Linked DNA regions of Homo sapiens: region 1 is linked to region 2. A link is a loop called in an ENCODE intact Hi-C map of the cell type or tissue named here. Cell type or tissue: PC-9. All regions are shown on one strand. Links, peaks and the distances in the headings refer to the core of each region. The heading gives the core; the rest is flanking DNA.

Region 1 (5,734 bases), core at 1,073-5,072, 190 kb before region 2:
GACGTGATCTCGGACATTTAAAATCACATATGTGCATGATTTTAAAGTATCAAAGTATCAATAATATCAAAAGGCTTTTAAAAGAAAATAGCAGTCCCCTGCTCCAAGTTCTGCTCCATGGAAGTAACCACTTTCTACTCTTTGAGCTGTTTTGTGTTTACCTCCATGTTTCTAAATAATATGCTTACAGTGATTTTAATTGATTTATCAGTTTTAGACATCTATTGACTTCTGTTGTAGGAATTATAGGAAAATCTATACTCCCACCCCTGACATGCTTCCTTCCCATCCTCCCAGTGTAATTGTATTACAATTTTTGGTAATGTAATAAACTAGTTTCTGTTAATAGCATTGTGGTCAAGAGCATGGCTCTGGGCTGAGTGCAGTGGCTCACGTCTGTAATCCCAGCACTTTGGGAGGCTGAGGCAGGTGGATCACCTGAGATCAGGAGTTCGAGACCAGCCTGACCAACATGGCAAAACCCCATCTCTACTAAAAATACAAAATTAGCCAGGTGTGGTGGTGCGCACCTATAATCCCAGCTACTTGGGAGACTGAGGCAGGAGAATCATATGTACCCAGGAGGTGGCGGTTGCAGTGAGCCGAGATCACGCCATTGCACTCCAGCCTGGGCAACAAGAGTGAAACTCCGTCTCAAACAAACAAAAAAAAGAGCATGGCTCTGGGAATCTGACTAAGGTGGGCTCTAATCAGGCTTTGATGTCTGCTTTGCCCAAGCTCACTTAGGCAAATTACTTAATTTCTTCATTCTTAGTTTTCTCACTTGTAAAACTGGGATAATAATTGCACCCTTCTCATAAGGTAGTTGTGAGGATTAAATTAGATAATACACATAAAATATGAAGCACAGTGCCTGGCATGTGGTAAGTACTCAGAGGTTAGCTATTATTTTCTATTTCTACTGGCTTAGACTAGACTGTTTTAACCTCCTATAAGCAACCAGCCAAGGGATGGAGGAAGAGTCTGGGAACTCTCTGGTTTGGGCAAGGTTTGCTCCTCCTCATTATGCTGACTTTTGTTTATTCCTGTTTCTTTCTCGTTTCCTTGATGATCCAGGTCCCTCAACCAGTGGAGAGTCCCAGGGGTGAGAGGAAGGCCTACAGATAGACCCAGGGTGAAGACCTGAGTAACCTTTGCTAGTCCTGACTCAGCCAGTACTGGTCTTAGACTGGTGATGGGTCAGGGTTCATATTTTGGCATCTCTCTCTGGGCATCTTTCCTCTTCTTTTTTAGACCTCATGACCAAGGCAGCTGGTGTCCCCTGCTGCTCTGGTTTCTTTAAGTAATATATCAGTTTTATCTTTCTTTCGAATATTTGCATTTTTTTCTTTTTTTTTTTTTTCTACAGCATCTTTTTATTGTCTTTACCATTACTTTAATGCATTTTAAAATTTATCTACATTAATTGGGAACTATTTGCATTTTTTTCATCCTCTCTCTCTTTTTCTTTTTCTTTTTTTGGATTTGTCTTGGCCAGAGAGGTTCTCCAACACCCGGGTGGACTTGGAATTTTTTTATCAGCTGCAATCTGAAGACTTGTCTTTACTGTGGAATAGGTGACATTCCTTTAGGACCTCAGAAGCTCAAGTAGTTTAATGCCAAGTCTTTCCAGAGCCTCACTCTCTTTTATTTTTTAAATTAGAATTGTGATTTATTGAAGCCTTACCATGAGCTTCATATAATTTTTTATGAACAGCTTTATTGAGATATAATTCATATACCCCATTTAAAGTATGTAACTCAGTGGTTTTTAGTACATTCACAGAGTTGTGCAATCATCAATAAATCAATTTTAGAACATTTCCTTACCTTATAAAGAAATCCTGACCCATTAGCAGTCACTCCCCATTTCCCCCCAATCTCTCTCAGCCCTAGGCAGCCACCAGTCTACTTTTTTTCTCTATGGATTTACCTATTGTGGATATTTAATATAAATGTAATCATCGGTATGTGATCCTTTGTGACTGGCATCTTTTATTAGAATGATGTTTTCAAGGTTCATCCATGTTGTAATGTGAATCAGTACTTCATTCCTTTTTATGGCTGAATAATATTCCATTATTTAGATGTATTACAACTGTGTTCGTCATGGATAAATGTTGGTGGACATTTGGGTTCTTTCTACTTTTTGGCTATCATTTATAATGCTGCTACGAACTTTGGTGTACAAGTTTTTGTGTGGAAATATATTTTCATTTCTCTTGGAGAGGAATACCTAGGAGTGGGATTGCTGGGTCAGAATATTTGCATTTTAAAGGAGGATTCATCTGTAGCCATTGCTGCTTACTCCAGAGGACTGAATGTATTCTAAAATGTGGAAGTCCTGGTTCTGTGACATCTGAGTGTGGGGAAAAACTGCTGGGCAGAGGAGCCTTTCAAGTTTGGTGGCTGCCTGTTCCTTCTACTCATGAAACTTGTCCTAAACTCAGCCCATAAATTTCTCCTCACACCATCCCATCTCTCCCATTTATTGCCAGGTTCTTACTTTCAGGAGCACTGCATTTTTCTGATGTCACCAAGGCTGCCAGGAATTTGGGGAATGCTGGGCTTTGCCAGAGAAGGAGGGATCTCCTCTGAGCGAGGAGAGTTACCTCATCATCAGGCATTTGGCACTAACATTTGCCCATAGTTCTCCAGGGTGGAGGGGGGCGTGCACCCAGATGGTTTCAGTTCCAGACACGTGTGCTCAGAGAGGTGGGATGAGCTTCCTTGCCTGCTAGTAATTATGGTGCATGCCTCTTTGGGTCAAGGTGCAGAGGCTTGTGAAATACCTTTGTTTTCTAGGGGTTGGGAAGGTTCAGTTGCGGAAATAGGTATGTGCCAGGAAGGCTGGTGGCCCAGATTTAAGCCTGGCCAGCAGAGGCAGGAAGTGGAGGAGACAATATAGGGTAAGAAGGGGATGAGTCGATGAAGGAAGAAAAGAGACGTGGTTTTCTTGGGTCTGGGAGCACAGAAGCAAAAATCACTAAGCAGGTAGTCAGAGACTAGAGAGGGCAGAGCCACTCCCTTTGATGCAGAGGGGGCACTGAGGAACTTGCCCTTTCATTCCAGGTTTGCTGGTCGCTAGGCAGGTGTCCTAGAGTGAGACTGGCTTAGCAAGTGGGTGTCTCCTTCAGAGTTGGTTCAGGAGCTCACTTCCCTCTACAGACACACTGTCACTGCTAGGCCCTAGTGTTTTCCTTTGTTAGGGCTCCAAGTAATGAGAAAGGCTGCCCCATGTAGGGTGCCACCTCAAATCCTTTTTCTCATTTCACCTCACAGTAACCCTGGTGAGCCCTCTACATAGTGCCTGTCCAGCCCATGCCTCTGGGTAGGCAGCCACATAAAAATCAAACACCTGTTTTGTTGGCTAATCTGGGGAGGAAGAAAGGGAGTGATTCTTTGTGTCATACTCCACAAAGGGCCATCTCTGGCCTAGGCAGCACTGCAGAAGGCAGGACCATGTACCTGAGACTGATGAGCTGAGTCGGGTGCGAGCCTCACTCAAGGAGAGGGTAGAGAGGGTAGGTACCCACCTATCCCATCCGGCTCTGTTCTTTGAGTTTATGGGACTTCCTTCATCCTGATCACTTGGGTGCCATTGTTACAAGGGGCTGGCTATTCCTACTTTTCTTTTTTCTTTTTCTTTTCTTTTTTTTTTTTTTTTGAGACGGAGTCTTGCTCTGTCACCAGGCTGGAGTACAGTGGCCCAATCTTGGCTCACTGCAGCCTCCACCTCCCAGGTTCAAGTGATTCTCCTGCCTCAGCCTCCCAAGTAGCTGGAGCTACAGGCGTGCGCCACCACGCCCAGCTAATTTTTGTATTTTTAGTAGAGATGGGGTTTCATCCTGTTGGCCAGGATGATCTCAATCTCTTAACCTCGTGATTCGCCTGCCTTGGCCTCCCAAAGTGCTGGGATTACAGGCTTGAGCCTCCGTGCCCAGCCTCCCATTTTTCAAAGTGGGGAAACTGAAGTGACTGCTCCTCCAGCAGCTTGAGAGGCCATGTACACTTGGGGTGGGAAAGTGGGTGGGATTGAGGGGCAAAGTGAGGGAAGAGTGGGATACAGGGTGAAGATGAATTAAGGTTGCTGGTTTCCAGCTCAGGGGCAATCTCCACTTCCTTTACTTCCTCTTAGAAAGAACCTTACACTTGACTCCTACCCAGTCCTAGTGACCCCTGTAAAACCTGGGGAGTGAGAGCTGGGGGAACGCAGGCTTTTCCCTATTCACATGAGCCTGTGGTGTGAGAACTCTGCACCTCTCTCCTTATTTCCCTGGGGCCTCCCTGTTTATCTCCTTATCTCTGCTGTGGCGTCTTGATCTCTAACCCCTCAGCTATGTGTTTACCCCCTCCCTGCTTTGAGGAGTGAGTCAGGGTTGGAGATTTGTTTGAACAGAGTGGTGAGGCTGCCTATAATTTGGAGGTAGCTGGGCTTCTCCCAAAAATGTTTATGAGGTTAGAGGCTGCTTACCTTGTGATTAGTACTGCTCCTTTTTCCCTAGAGAAGAAGGCTCCACTTCTCATCTTGCCTTTTAGAGTACCCAGTAGAGACCCCCCTGCCGGATATTTTTGGGGTGTTCCTAAAGCTCCCTGGAGCCTGCTCATAGTCCTGAGGAAATGCAAGCCTGCTCTAGAAAACAACTAAGTGCACCAGGCAGAGAGGAGCCCCAGGATTTGCTCCTTGACTCTGGGTTGGGGGTGCAGGCCGAGGTCTGTGGCCTTGCTGACTAAGATGCATTCTCCAGTTCTGGAGGATGAGGTGCCAGAGAGAGCCCTAAGTTTTTCATCAGCTCCATTAGACAATTTACCTCATCCACCCTCTTCCCTTGCAGACTTTCCAGAGCTACTTGGGAAAGTAATGCTGCTTCACCCTTGTGAAGAGATGTATGGTTTGCAAATCACTTTTACATCATTCTTGCACATCTATCTACTCTTCCTAAAATGTCGGTTGTGAAATTATCACCCTCATTTTACAGACAGAAAACTGAGGCCCAGAGAGATTAAGTGATTTGCTCAAGGATTAATGGTCATCAATCAGGACTCAGACATCCTGCCTCTGACTTCAAGTTTAGTACTTTGTTTTGAAACAGAGTCTCGCTCTGTCACCTGGGTTGGAGTGCATGGCACAGTCTTGGCTCACTGCCGCCTTGACCTTATGAGCTCAATTGATCCTCTCACCTCAGCTTCCCTAGTAGCTGGGACTGCAGGTGTGCACCACCACACCAGGCTAATTTTTGTACTTTTTGTAGAGACAGGGTCTCATTATGTTGCCCAGGCTGGTCTCAAACTCCTGGACTCAGGTGATCTGCCCTCCTGGGCCTCCCAAAGTGCTGGGATTACAGGCGTGAGCCAACATGCCTAGCCAAGTTTAGTACTTTTTCTTTCCTTCTCTTTATATGTTTTATTATAGGAGTGTCACAGGGCTCACTGCACCTCTCTCCTTATCTCCCTGGGGCCTCTGCCTCCCAGGTTCAAGCGATTCTCCTGCCTCAGCCTCCCAGGCAACTGGGATTACAGGTGCCCACCACCACACCTGGCCAGTGTTTTGTATTTTTAGTAGAGACGGGGTTTCACCATGTTGGCCAGGCTGGCCTTGAACTCCTGACCTCTGGTGATCCACCTGCTTTGGCCTCCCAAAGTTCTGGGATTATAGGCGTGAGCCACTGTGCCTGGCCCAAATAGTTTTTTCGTTTGTTTGTTTTTTTGAGACAGAGTCTCACTCTGTCACCCA
Region 2 (5,440 bases), core at 394-4,393:
GGTGTTTGCTAGTGGCGTGCCCCCTGGTGATGTATGAAGTACAAGGGTAGGGGTGGTGAGAGGAAAAGTCAGAAGAGAAGGTAGGACAAATCAAAGGGTGCTGTGTACTAGGCAAAGGAGGTTAGGTTTTCATCATGTAGGCAATGGAGAGCCAGCAAAGAATTGTAAGCCGAGGGGAATTTATAAAGAGATTTGCACTGAGAAAGTATAATAGCGTGGAAGACAAATTAGGGGAAACTAAGTCTAGAAATGGGAAGACCTGTAGGGAGACGATCATAATTGTCCAAGCTGGTCAGGCATGGTGGCTCACGCCTGTAATCCTAAGCACTTTGGGAGGCTGAGGTGGACTTGAGGTCAGGAGTTCGAGACCAGCCTGGCCAATGTGGCGAAACCCTGACTCTACCAAAAAACCCCACTAAAATTAGCTGGGTGTGGTGACGCACACCTGTGTTCTCAGCCACTCAGGAAGCTGAGATGGGAAGATCGCTTGAGCCTGGGAGGTCAAGGCTGCAGTGAGCCGAGATCACGCCACTGTACTCCAGCCTGGGCAACAGTGAGATTCTGTGTTTTTGTTTTTTTTTGTTTGTTTATAATTGTCCAAGCTGTCATTTTCTCTCACCTGCACCACTTCAGTTGCTTCTTACCCTGGTCTCTTTGCTGACTCTCTGTCCACTATTTCAGTTGAGAATGTATTTAGCTGTAGGTAACAGAAAACCAAATTTATAGTGACTTAAACAAATACGGGGTCATTTTTCTCACCTAACAAGTTCAGCAGTAGGCAAGAGTCAAAGGGTCAATGATGTTGACAAGTACCCAGACCAGGTTTTTTCTGTCCTCACTCTGCCAGCCTTAGCCTGTCCCGTCATGGCTGTGAGGCCTCCTGCACTCTCAGGTGTCCTCTTTACATTTCAGGCAGGGAGAAGGGCAGAGAGCTGCGCCAGCTGACTGTGTCCCTTTTTATCAGCAAAGACAAACTTTCTCCGAAGGTCTCCCACCTCTCCCTCACTGGCCAGACCAGGGTCTTGCGGCCCATCCTCAACAGAGACCAGGAACAGGAGGGAAACTGCTGGGTCAGCCCCAAATCAGCATCTGCCCCACCTGCACTTTCTGATCCATCTTCCATGTAACAGCTAGGATAATTCTTTTTTTAAAGTTTTATTTATTTATTTTTGAGACAGTCTTGTTCTGTCACTCAGGTTGGAGTACAGCGTACTTCACTGTAACTTCAAACTTTTGGGCTCAAACAGTCCTCTTACTTCAGCCTCCCTAGTACTAGGACTACAGGTATATGCCACCACTGATTTTAAAAAAAAATTTTGTAGGCTGGGTGCAGTGGCTCAAACCTGTAATCCCAACACTTTGGGAAGCCAAGGCAGTGGACTACTTGAGGTCAGGAGTTTGAGACCAGCCTGGCCAACATGGTGAAACCTCATCTCTACTAAAAATACAAAAAAAATTAGCCGGGCATGGTGGCACACACTTGTAATCCCAGCTACTTGGGATGCTGAGGCAGGAGAATTGCTTGAACTCAGAAGGCAGAGGTTGCAGTGAGCTGAGATTGAGCCACTGCACTCCAGCCTGGCTGACAGAGCGATCTTTTAGAATGATCTTTTAAGAAACTGAAATCAGAGTACGCCCTCTCCTGCACTCTCAGTGTAACCTCCGCCTCCCGGATTCAAGCAATTCTCCTGCCTCAGCCTCCTGAGTAGCTGAGATTACAGGTGTGTGCCACCACACCCAGCTAATTTTTGTATTTTTACCAAGTTGGTCAGGCTGGTCTCGATCTCCTGACCTCGTGCAGCTGCTCAATACGCATTTGCTGAATGATAAATCGATGGGATGTTGGAAGACTGAACTGCAGGATGAGGCCTTGATATATGCAGTGGCATGAAAACAGGAGGTGAATTCTAGACATATTTAGGAAGGGGAATTGGCAGGACCTGTAATTTGAATGGGGTGGAGTTATTACAGAAGTTGTAGATTCTAGAATGACTTCCAGGTTTCTTGCATGGGAAAGAAGAGGAATGCTGGAATCATTCACTAATACAGAGGGGAAGCAGGTAGGGGCAGGGGAAATGGGGAGATGAATTTTGGCCAAAAGTTTTCCACTGAGTTTGCAGTTGGGTCATGGTGATGTGAACATGAATAGCTTCAGTGGGGTAGGCAGAAGTCAGATTGCGGTCAACTTGGTGGCAATTGGGAGATGAAGACATGGAAGTAGATATACACTGCCCTTGAAGACAGCTTTCTAGGAGCATGGATGGGAGAGGAAATGGAGAAAGGGCAGTCGTTGGAGGGGGAAGCAGGGTCAAGGGTGGTTTCTTGTAATGGGAGATGCTTGAGCATCCAGTAATTGGACGCTTTCATCTCTTCTGATATATTTTACTTTTAAGGTAAAGTTAGGAGTGTCTTGGAATTGCTGCTCAGATTGGATCTGATATCCAGAGAGCAAATACACGAGCTAATAAGCTGGCTACAGGCAGGCATGCTTTGCCACCTAGTGACCTTCAGCAACCCCTCTGTGTCAGGTTCCTGATCTTCAAAATTGGAGCAGTAGCTCTCCCTAGGCTTGCAGTAAGGATTGCCTCAGTGTGTGGTTGCCTTGCTGTGTCCACGGGGTGGGAAGGAAGGGCAATGTCTGGAAAGCAGGCCACTCTCAGTCTAGCTGGACTGGTCTCTGCTGCCCTCTCCTGGGCATGTCTGCAGAGTTGACATGCTGTTTGGAGAATGCCTGCTCAAGGCCTGAGTGGAATGTCAGCAGGAGGGAGAGAAGAGGAAACAAGGCTGGGCTGGGAGTGGGAAAATAGTAACAAACACACAGATTCCTGTAATAGAAAGTTCTTTAGATGTTACAAAGACCAGGGCCTTAGCCCTGGGCAGTGCTGCTTCAATGAGTACCTTAGACGTTTACTTCTTTCTTTTTTTTTTTGAGATGGAGTCCATAGGCTGGAGTACAGTGGTGATATCTCAGCCCACTGCAACCTCTGCCTCCTGCATTCAAGTGATTCTCATGCCTCAGCCTCCCAAGCAGGTAGGATTACAGGCATGTGCCACCATGCCCAGCTAATTTTTGTATTTTTAGTAGAGATGGGGTTTCACCATGTTGGCCAGGCTTGTCTCAGACTTGTGATCTCAAGTGATCTGCCCACCTTGGCCTCCCAAAGTACTTGGATTACAGGCATGAGCCACCATACCCATTCAATGTTTACTTCTTTAAAGTATCTGAAGAGAAACCTTGCAAATTGATTATTCATTCATTTATTCATTCACTTATTCACTCATTCAACAAATATTAGGGCGTATTATGTACTCAAGATGCAAAGTTTTGGGAATAAGACACACTCCTCAAGGAACTCATGGTCTAGTGAGTGAAGACAGATACATAGATACATAGATAATTACAGTACAGTTTCAAAAGTAAAATGTAAGATGTACAGTGTATTCTTGATTACATGTATTCAATAGTTAATATGTTTTGGATCTGTGTCCCCACCCAAATCTCAGGTCAAATTGTAATTCCCAATGTTGGAGGTGGGGCCCGGTGGGAGGTGATTGGATTAGGGAGTGGTTTCTCATGAATGGTTTAGCACCATCCCCTTGGTGCTGTTCTCATGATAGTGAGTTCTCATGAGATCTGGTTGTTTAAAAGTGTGTAGCACCTTCCTACTCTCTATTGGTCCTGGTCCTGCCATGTAAGATACTCATTCCATCTTTGCTTCTGCCATGATTCAGAAGCAGATGCTGCCATGCTTCCTGTACAGCCTATGGAACCATGAGCCAATTTTTCTTTATAAATTACCTGCTCACAGGTAGGTTTTTTGTGTTTTTTTTTTTTTGAGATGGAGCCTTGCTCTGTTGCCCAGGCTGGAGTGCAGTGGCACAATCTTGGCTCACTGCAACCTCTGCCTCCCAGGTTCAAGTGATTCTCCTGCCTCAGCCTCCTGAGTAGCTGGGATTACAGGTGTATGCCACCACACCTGGCTAATTTTTTGTATTTTTAGTAGAGACAGGGTTTCACCATGTTGGTCAGGCTGGTCTCAAACTCCTGACCTTGTGATCCACCCACCTTGGCCTTCCAAAGTGCTGGGATTGCAGGCATAAGCCACCACACCTGGCCTTCAGGTATTTCTTTATAGCAATGTGAGAACAGACTAGTACATAAAATTGGTTCTGAGGAGTAGGGCATTGCTATAAAGATACCTGAAGATGTGGAAGCAGCTTTGGAATTGGGTAACTGGCAGAGGTTGGAAGAGTGTGGTGTGGAGGGCTCAGAAGAAGCCAGGAAGATGAAGGAAAGTTTGGAACTTCCTAGAGACTTGTTAAATTGTTGTGACAAAAATGCTGATAGTGATATGGATAAAAAGTCTAGGCTGATGAAGTCTCAGAAGGAGATGAGGAACTGATTGGGAACTAGAGCAAGGTCACCTTTGTTATATATTAGTGAACAATCTGGTGGCATTGTGCCCCTGCCCTAAGGGATCTGTGGAACTTTGAACTTGAGAGTGATGATTTAGGGTATCTGGTGGAAGAAATTTCTAAGCCACAAAGCATTCAAGATATGGACTGGCTGTTTCTAACAACCTATCTCATATGCATGAGCAAAGAAATGATGTAAAACTGGAACTTACATTTAAAGGGGAAGTAGAGCATAAAAGTTTTTGAAAAATTTGCAGCCCAGCCATGTGGTAGAATAGAAAAGCCCATTTTCAGGGGAGAAATTCCAAGCAGGCCACAGAAATTTGCATAAGTAAAAAGGAACCAAGTGCTAATATCCAAGACAATCGGGAAAATGCCTTGAAGGCATTTCAGAGACCTCCACATGCAGTCCCTCCCATCATACACCCGGAGCCCTAGGAGAGAAGAATGGTTTCAGGGGCCAGGCCCAGGGTCCTGCTGCCCTGCGTAGCCTTGGGACACTACTCCTCATGTCCTAGCTACTCCAGTTTCAGCCATGGCTCAAAGGGGCCAAGGTACTGCTTGGGCCACTGCTTCAGAGGATGCAAACCCTAGGCTTTGGTGGCTTTCATGTAGTGTTAAGCCTGTGGGTGCACAGAGTGCAAGAGCTGAGACTTGAGAACCTCTGCCTAGATTTCAGAGGATGTATGGAAAAGTCTGGATGTCCAGGCAGAACCCTGCTGGTAAGGGTGGAGCCCTCACAGAGAACCTCTAGTAGGGCAGTGCAGAGAGGAAATGTGGAGTTGGAGCTCCCTGACACAGTCCCCACTGGGGCACTGCCTAGTGGAGCTATAAGAAGAGGGCTACCACCTTCCAGACCCTGAAATGTTTGAGCCACTGACAGCTTGCACCCTCAACCTCAAAAAGTTCCAGTCACTCAATGCCAGCCCATGAGAGCAACTATAGGGGCTGAACCCTGCAAAGCCTTAGGGGCAGAGCTGCTCAAGGCTTTGGGAGCCCACTTCTTGCATCAGTGTGCCCTGAA

What was found. A loop is a pair of places that touch in the nucleus more often than their neighbours do. Peaks named below come from ENCODE experiments on the same cell type or tissue, not always from the same donor. Only the 100,000 strongest peaks of a DNase experiment are listed, where the experiment ranks them.
Region 1: it touches region 2 in a loop (4-fold over the local background); 87 of 110 quality-filtered maps call a loop at or near these places.

What each region holds. Positions count from the first base shown.
Region 1 is chr1:151,544,655-151,550,388 of GRCh38, forward strand. The region is part of intron 1 of TUFT1 (tuftelin 1); the gene reads left to right. MIR554 (microRNA 554) reads left to right here and starts at 1,142; the gene lies at 1,142-1,237. RefSeq lists an enhancer at 2,274-2,792. In PC-9, for the core only: a CTCF peak has its summit at 3,084; DNase peaks (open chromatin) are centred at 2,707, 4,317 and 4,747; H3K4me3 peaks cover 2,662 bases; H3K27ac peaks cover 4,000 bases.
Region 2 is chr1:151,732,550-151,737,989 of GRCh38, forward strand. No RefSeq gene overlaps it. Among named protein-coding and RNA genes, the nearest start is that of RIIAD1, 14 kb to the left of the region's middle. In PC-9, for the core only: a CTCF peak has its summit at 2,691 (motif pointing left); a DNase peak (open chromatin) is centred at 2,672.